2 separate regions of the Homo sapiens genome follow, and region 2 is linked to region 1. A link is a loop called in an ENCODE intact Hi-C map of the cell type or tissue named here. Cell type or tissue: ascending aorta. All regions are shown on one strand. Links, peaks and the distances in the headings refer to the core of each region. The heading gives the core; the rest is flanking DNA.

Evidence for each region. Hi-C counts contacts between places; a loop is a spot of excess contacts. Peaks named below come from ENCODE experiments on the same cell type or tissue, not always from the same donor. Only the 100,000 strongest peaks of a DNase experiment are listed, where the experiment ranks them.
Region 2: a loop joins it to region 1, with 3 times the contacts of the local background. A loop is called at or near these places in 2 of 110 quality-filtered maps.

The regions. Positions count from the first base shown.
Region 1 is chr17:64,973,245-64,977,635 of GRCh38, reverse strand. It overlaps the pseudogene AMZ2P1. Among named protein-coding and RNA genes, the nearest start is that of LRRC37A3, 56 kb to the right of the region's middle. RefSeq lists silencers at 1,742-1,811, 2,182-2,381, 2,931-3,225 and an enhancer at 1,131-2,001. In ascending aorta, for the core only: no CTCF peak of the experiment used is centred there; a DNase peak (open chromatin) is centred at 2,065; H3K4me3 peaks cover 2,133 bases; H3K27ac peaks cover 2,983 bases.
Region 2 is chr17:65,461,339-65,465,729 of GRCh38, reverse strand. No RefSeq gene overlaps it. Among named protein-coding and RNA genes, the nearest start is that of LINC02563, 6.0 kb to the right of the region's middle. RefSeq lists an enhancer at 3,837-4,391. In ascending aorta, for the core only: no CTCF peak of the experiment used is centred there; a DNase peak (open chromatin) is centred at 2,349; H3K27ac peaks cover 1,598 bases.

The DNA.
Region 1 (4,391 bases), core at 208-4,207:
AATCATTGTGACAAGGACAACTGCAGTATTATTACGTACACACAAGGCAATGAACAGGCAGAAGAGAAGTTTTGTCATGAGGCAGGATGAGGCTATAGAAGAGGTGACAACTAAGCTAAAGAAGCCACTCAGGATGTCAGAAGACAGCCGTTCAGTCAAAAACAGGCACAGTATCCAAAGGAACTCATTTGATCCCTAAAATTCTGCTAAGATGTGCTGTAGGCGGGGCGCGGTGGCTCATGCCTGTAATCCCTGCACTTTCGGAGGCCGAGATAGATGGATCACCTGAGGTCAGGAGTTTGAGACCAGCCTGGCCAGCATGGTGAAACCCCGTCTCTACTAAAAATACAAAAATTAGCCGGGCGTGGTGGTGCGTGCCTGTAATCCCAGCTACTCGGGAGACTGAGGCACGAGAATCGCTTGAACCCAGGAGGCAGAGGTTGCAGTGAGCCAAGATCACGCCACTGCACTCCAGCATGGGTGACAGAGTGAGACTTCGTGTCAAATAATAACAATAAAAGATGTGCTGTAATTGTGTCCGTTTTACAAACTAGTGAAGAAATGAAAAAGAGGTCAAGTAACTGGCACAGGTCCCACGCTAGTGAGGGTTTTGGGATTCAAGCACAGACCACCTTCGCCCCTATGCTACACCACCTCAGGCTGTCGGGAGATAGGCGCCCAGTCAAAAGGCACATAGAAGAAAGCCTACGACTTCTCAAGCATTGAAGCAGGAGTGGCGCATCGGTATGCTCAACTTCAAACTTTGAGAACAGTCATGGTAGGAATGCATTTTATTCAAGAATGGGTTCAGGTGAGGGTGGATATGGGCACTGGGTTCAAAAGACAAATTTGGAGATTTCATGATCCAGAAGGGTGAACAAATAAGGATGGGCTGAGGAGATCCTCGAAGTTGAAAGGTTCAAACACACAGAGTTAATGTCCTCTAAGGAGAGCCAACAAGGGGTTACAAGTGCTGAAGTCATCAAGAAAATGTGCCTGTCTTTCCTGGAGACTGGGAAGGAGAATTAGGATGAGGAAAATCCAGAGGATGGTAAAATGACTTCAAAAGAACTGAGGCCGGACGCGGTGGCTCACGCCTGTAATTCCAGCACTTTGGGAGGGAAAGGCGGGCGGATCACCTGAGGTCAGGAGTTCGAGACCAGCCTGGCCAAAATGGTGAAACCCCGTCTCTATTAAAAATACAAAAATTAGCCGGACGTGATAGTGGGCACCTGTAGTCCCAGCTACTGGGTAGGGTGAGGCAGGAGAATCGCTTGAACCCAGGAGGCAAACGTTGCAGTGAGCCGAGATTGGGCCACTGCACTCTAGCCTGGGCGACAGAGAGACTCCGTCTTAAACAAACAAACAAAAAGCAATAAAAAGAAAGAGAATGGCGAGGCCCAGAGAGATTGAACGTCCCACCCGAGGCCACAGAACTAGCTCAGCCCTAATGCTGGCCCCGCGGTGCCTTTCCGACCTCACTGCCTCTCCTGGCATCCGGGTCTCGGCCTCGGAGCGCCAGGGACGCCACGAGGACACGCCCCACACTTGCGCGTCTGGGTTCCAGTCCCCGCCGCCCCCAACAAATAAAGAAGGGAAAGTCCTTTGGGTGACTGCCCCAGGGAGCGCCGCGGCTGTACGACAACCTGCGGCGGCCGCCGACTCATTTGGGGGCTACGCTGGTTGCATTCGTCACGCCGGGACGCCTCTCAAACCCGCGGCCTGCCGAGCACGTTCCCACACGGGCGACCCTGGTGACGCGGGCGCGTCTGTGGCTCTGGAGAACCAGGCCGCGGAGCCCCGGCGAGGGCAGACGGGGAACTGGCGACTGCGGGGGCGGACGGCTGGGGCTTGTAGTCCCCTCGTGACCCTCTACTCAGGAAAAGGCGAGCCGCGGCCGCCGAACTCCAGCTCTGGCGCGCTCAGGGGCGTGGCGCGGGCGGGTCGTGAGTGGGGCGGGGCCCAGAGAGCGTGTGCGATGGAGCGGCGCGTCGCGCGGCGCGAAGGGGCGTGGCGCCAGTGGGCGTGGCGTAGTGCGAAGAGACGCGGTGCGCACGCGCGTGAGGGATGTCGCGGGTGAGTGGTGTCGAGGCCTGTTGGGTCAGGGCGGTTCGCAGGTGCTGTCAGAGCTGGGCGGGGCAGCCGGGTCGTAGAGGCGGGCGCCAGTCGCGGTCGGTGGAGAGGGATGAGGATGTAGGAGGGACGGACGTGGCGGAAGCCGCGGGGACTGCGGGGGCGGAGTGCCTCTGGGGAGCCAGGGAGGCCTTTCCAGAGGCTCCTGGGGGAAGAAGAGGCGAAGCGAGAGTCCCCGGGGAAGCCCTACTCCACCCCCAGCCGGAGCCTGGGTTGTGCCTGCACGGACCAGAGCCCACAGTGCGAGTTGCTGTAGGCAACCAGCTAGGGTGGCCAACTTCTCCCGGTTGGCCCGAGATGTTCTGGTTTTGGGACCACAGCGTCCCAGGCCTCCAGCCCACCACAGTGACCATATTGTGCGCCCCCTGCCCATCTTCTCCCGCAGCTTCCCTAGATTAGGCTTGGGAGGCAAGGGGAGGCCTCCTGACTTTTCTCACTGCCTTCGTTAATATAAAGATGAAGGCACACTCCACAACTTCCTTCTGGCCAGGCCCAGACATGTCTGTCCTTGTGAGATAAAAGCTTCCATGGGAGCCTTCCTTCCTAATCAAGGTAGGTAGACCACTGGAAGGTACATCTGGTTTTATATTTTGTCCTGTAGAAGTCAGATTTCAGCCCAGTTGTGTAGGAGTGAGGATGAGCTTATGCTCTTATCAGAGCTTTGAGTACAGAGACATTTGATCTGGAATTTCAGCCAGCCTCTTCAACCCCAGAATTCAGAGGTTCAATCAGAACAGACATTAGCTTAAGTTTTCCCATCAGTTGTCTATCATTAAACTGGCAAAATCTAGATAATTAGAAAATATGACAGAGATGATCCAGACAGAGATGTTCAGGTTTTTCCTTGTGTAATTCAAAAAGTCTCGTGGTGGAACATCTGACCCTTTTCAAGAGGAAGGATGAAAACTCTACATAGGAACACGATGTGAATGGAAGAAACCTGTCATTGTGAGTCTGGCTTTTGATTAGTCATCTGATGTCTTCCCTAATGTGATGTGACTAAGCCGTAGCTTCTCAGCCTGCAGTTAAATTGCAGAAATGATAGGGCTTACATTAGTTTTGTTTTTATTTGATGTTGAAGATCTTTGAGTCACACTAGAAACGAGGAGTATTTTTCATGTGGCACTAATGAGTTAATTCATAATATGATTTTTTGAGACAAAGTCTCTGTTGCCCAGGCTGGAGTGCAGTGGCACGATCACAGCCCACTGCAGCCTCGACCTCCTGGGCTCAGATGATCCTCCCACCTTAGCCTCCCAAGTAGCTGGGACTACAAGTGCACACCACCATGCCCGGCTAATTTTTTTGTAGATATGGGGTTTTGCCATGATGCCCAGGCTGATCTCAAACTCCTAGGCTCAAGTAATCCTTCTGCCTTGGCTTCCCAAAGTGCTGGGATTATAAGCATGAGCCACCATGCCAGGCCAATATTATTCCCCAAAAGAAGGAAATTGGGTGTGAGGTCCTGCTCCTATGGTCACCATGAGATTTTTTTGTTTGTTTTGGACTCTTGCCCAGGCTGGAGTGCAGTGGCACGATCATGGCTCACTGCAACCTCAGCCTCCCTGGTAGCTAGGACCACAGGTGTGCACCACTATGCCCAGGGAATTTTTAAGTTTTTTGTAGAGACAGGGTCTCACCATGTTGCCCAAGCTGTTCTCAAACTCCTGGCCTCAAGCAGTCCTCCTATCCCAAAGTGCTGAAATTACAGGCATGAGCCACCACGCCTGGCCACCACTAGTTTTTGTAATGGGAGCAGGTTCCATATGAGATGGAGGAATGGATTTCATGATTGTCTTTGTAATTTCTTAGGTCCCCAAGAAATTGATTGGACATGAGGAAACCACTCTAAGTGTGACCACTCTAAAGCATTAGCAGTCAGTCATTTCACTCTAGGGAGAAATCAGAGCTGTATATGGAGAATAGGTAAAGTCCCCAATATGGATATGTATTTTTATATTTGACTGCTTGTATTTTTTTGTTAGATGCAAATAGTACGGTATTCCGAACAGACACTAAAAATAGCTGTCATCTCAAAGAATCCAGTGCTTGTGTCACAGTATGAGAAAGTAGATGCTGGGGAACAGCGTTTAATGAATGAAGCATTCCAGCCAGCCAGTGATCTCTTTGGACCTTGCATTCTCCATCAGATTGGATCACCTCCCACCCTGAGGCCCCCCAAGACTTTGAACAGTTCTTCAGTCATCCTTACAGAAAGATACCCTCTCCAGACAAACGCAGTATTTATATACGGTCCA
Region 2 (4,391 bases), core at 142-4,141, 490 kb before region 1:
CTTTCTCTTCGTCCCTCTTACCCACCCTCATTCTACTGCAAATAGAACAAACTACCGCACAGGCCTTCAGTAACAGGCTCCGTTGTGCTCAAAGGGCTAGAGGGGTTTTTATTCTGAGTCACAAACTCACCACTACTTGCACAGGGACATGGATTGAAGGAGAGGCACCTGCCCCTCTGCTCTTCAGAGACAGAACGCCTAACCCTGAAGTCCAACTATGGAAACTTGTGAAATTGGATGCAACACCACAGGCATAATCCAATTCAACACACATTTAAGGATCACTTGGTATGAGCCAGGGAAAGGACCCAACTGTATCAGTCAGGATTAGGTTCAGCTGCCAAGTAATAGTGGCCGCCCCTGCCCAAGTAACAGCAGCTTAAATAAGATGCTAATTTGTTTCTTTCTCCCATAAAACCTCAGAGGCAGGTGGTCCAGGATGGGTGTGGGGCTCTGCTCTAGGAAGCATTATGGACCTGGATTCCTTCTGTCTTGTTGGTCCACCATACATGTCTCCATTCCCAGTGTCACCTCATGGTCTAAGGTGGCAGCTCCAGCTCCAGCCATCATGTCCATCAACAACAGACAGGTGGAAGAGATAATGAAGAAAGTCAGAGTGTGCACAGCGTTCGCTTTAGTGAAGATTCCTAGAAGCTGCCACTTGACGCGTGTACTTCAATGCCATTGGCTGAACTTGGCCACAGGATCACACTTAGCAGCATGGAGAAGTTGGGTAGTCATATACCACTAAAAATTGGGGTCTCTATTGCTACGAGAAAAGGCGGCAATTAGCATTCTCCCACACTGATGCATCTAAGCTTTTATTATGGATTAGTAATACATGTTACCTTCTTTGCCCCAACAACTCTGCAATTTGATTATTAGTGTTGATGCAAAAGTAATTGTGGGTTTTGCAATTACTTTTGCACCAACCCAATATTTTTATCTTCTGTATATAAATGAGAAATCTGATCCTTAGAGAGGTTAAGTAACACATTCTAGGTCATCCAGGAAGGAAATGGTGAGGCCGGGCTTCAAGGCAAAGCCTGTTTGACTCTGAAACCTGTGTTGTTACCTTTTCTATAAGGCCTGTGCTAGGGGGTAGGGATTCCCCAAATGAAAAGAAACCTTCTGCAAACATTATTTGGGAAATATTATCATTGCTATTTTGTGGCTTTTCCGAATGAAAAGAGGTGACAGATATAGATTTCATTTTTAAATTTTCTTTTACTTAAAAAAATTGTTTGTGGGTACATAATAGGTGTATATATTTAGGGGTACGTAAGATGTTTTGATACAGGCTGAAATAGATTTTGGATGCTGTTATGGGTTGAATCGTGTCCCCCAAAATTCATATGTTGAAGTCTTAACCCCTAGTCCTGCAGAAGGTGACCTAATTTGGGAACAGGGTAATTGCAGATGTAATTAAGTTGAGATGAGGCTGTACTGGAGAAGGACAGGCCACTTGTCCAGTATGACTGGCGTCATATAGGAAGATGACTATGGAAAGTCACAGAAGCACAGGGAGAATACCACGTGAAGGTGAAGCCAGGATTGAGGTGAAGCAGTAGAAGCCGAAGAACACCAAAGAATACAAACCACCGGAAGTCAGGTGAGCGGCACGGAACAGATTTCCCCTGGCAGCCCTCAGAACAAACCACCCATGCCAACACCTTGAGCTTGATTTCTAGGCTCCAGAACTTTTTCTGGTGTTTCAGCCACCCCGCCTGTGGTATTTTGTTATGGCAGCCCTAGAAAATTAATATGAATATAATGTGTTGTTCATTGCTTTGCCATGGAAACGATTTCAGATGGCTGTGAGGATGTCAGATTTTCAGGAAGGCGGGTGCCTTGATTTTCATTACAAAGGGGGAGAGTCACTTTTCTGTGGGCTCTCCCCAGGTTTCACCCAGGGCCATAAAGTTCTATGCAACTTTTGTTAAACCCCTTCTAATGTTCCAGGCTCTGGGCTAGATGCATGGCCCAAAGAAACCGGACCAGACTTTTAGAAGACATCAGGGTGCTTCTACTTACTCCAAAGGAAAGCCTTCATTTTGGCACAGGGCATCTCTATTTTAAGCTCAGACATTCCTGGTCACTGGCTACCTCATCGCCTTGGCATCAGGTAGGGTGAGAAGAGCAGGCCCGGGTTTGTTCAGCTTCTCAGCAAGGTGAGATTGACGAGCCCAGTACAGAAGCTGGAGTGAAAAGACCACGTCCTCTCCCAGCGGGTGCTGAGCCAAGTTGTCTTGGTATTTGAGTTGCTTCATCTGTAGCCTCTTATCTCACTGGGTTAGAGTGTGCTGCACTCATGAAACCAATGTCCCAGTGTGCTCAGAGGCTGGCTGGAGTATCCCGCTTATGAGTACAGCCTGTACCCCTGACTCATGGGGCTGATTTCCAGGCAAGTCCGTGCACTGCTGCAGCACTTCCTTGCTTTGTGTTTCAGGGTTCTGTCCCATTGGCTCGACTCTATGGCCATCGCCTGGAGTGTGTGTATGAGTGTTTGTTGGGAGGACACAGAGTGGCTTTCCTCCTCTTAAGAAGAGCTAGTAGTGCCCGGCGCGGTGGCTCACGCCTGTAATCCCAGGACTTTGGGAGGTCGAGACGGGCGGATCACAAGGTCAGGAGATCAAGACCATCCTGGCTACCAGGTGAAACTCCGTCTCTACTAAAAATACAAAAAATTAGCCGGGCGTGTTGGTGGGCGCCTGTAGTCCCAGCTACTCGGGAGGCTGAGGCAGGAGAATGGTGTGAACCCGGGAGGTGGAGCTTGCAGTGAGCTGAGATTGCAGCACTGCACTCCAGCCTGGGTGACAGAGCAGCCTGGGTGACAGAGCGAGACTCCGTCTCAATTAAAAAAAAAAAAAAAAGAAGAGCTAGTAGTCCTACCCCTCAACATCAACAAAATACAAACAACCCAATGAGAGTCATGGGCAAAGAGCTGGAGTAGACATTTCTCCAAAGAAGATATGCAAATGGCTAACAGACATGTGAAAAGATGCTCGCTATCACTAATCATTAGGAAAATGCAAATAATGCAAATAAAAACCATGATGAGATACCAGTTTGCACCAATTAGGATGCCTGTTATAAAAAAACAAAAAACAGAAAATAATAACAAGTGTTGATGAGGACGTGGGAAAGTTAACATTCTTGTGCGTCGCTAGCAGGAATGTGAAATAATGCAGTCATTATGGAAAGCAGTATGGATGCTTCTCAAATAATTAAATATAGAATTACTATCCAATCCAGTTATTCCATTTCTAGGTATATGCCAAAAAGAATCAAAAGAAGATACTTGAACAGATATTTGTGTCCCTGTGTTCGTAGCAGCATTAGCCACAATAGCCAAAAGGTAGAAACAACCCAAATGTTGGTTGATGGAGGAATTGGATAAACACAAAGTGATATACAGGCATACAATGGAATATTTTCAGCCTTAAAAGGAATGAAATTCTGATACTGCTACAACATCATTGAGGACATCATGCTAAGTGAAAAAAGCCAGACACAACAGGACAAATAGTGTATGATTCCACTTATAAGATGTACCCAGAGTAGCCAAATTCATAGAGGCAGAGAGTGGAATAGTGAATACCCAGGACTGGAGGGAGAGGGGAATGGAGAGTTAGTGTTTAATGGGCACAAAGGATCAGTTTGGAAAGGTGAATACATTCTGGAGATGGGTGGTGGTCATGGTTGTACCACAATGTGAATGGACTTAATTCCACTGAACTGTACACTTGAAAATGATTAAAATGGTGAATTTTGTCATACATTTTACCACAATAAAAATAGAGAATGGTTATTGATAATATCTGCCATTCATTGAATATAGTATTCCCTAGACAAAGCATTTTATGGGCATTAGTTCCTCAAGGCACTCATTGTTACTAGCCTTATTTTAAGGATATGAAAACTGAGGCTTAGACAGGCTCAATCATTTGTTCGGGATCACATGGCTAACAGTGAGCAGTGAGGTTTGAGCCCAGCTTTGACTGGCCCTAGGGTCTCAGCTGCAACACACCTGTAGAGCCTCTTGGCTTCATCCTTGCATCTGGGACAACGCCTGGATCATAGTAGGCACGTGTCTACCTCTGATCACATCTAGAGTGAGGTACAGACCCTGACAAATCACCAGAGCTCACCAGAGGGTGGCTGCATCAACACCGTTTCTAGAGGAGGCACTCACAGATGTCAAAGTTGAAAACATGTCTCGGTGCAGTGGCTCATACCTGGAATCCCAGCACTCTGGGAGGCCAAGGTGGGAGGATCACTTGAGTGCAGGAGTTCGAGACCAGCCTGGGCAACACTGCAAGACCCAATCTCTACTAAAAATTAAAAAAAAATTAGCCAGGTGTGGTGGTATATGCCTGTGGCCCCAGCTA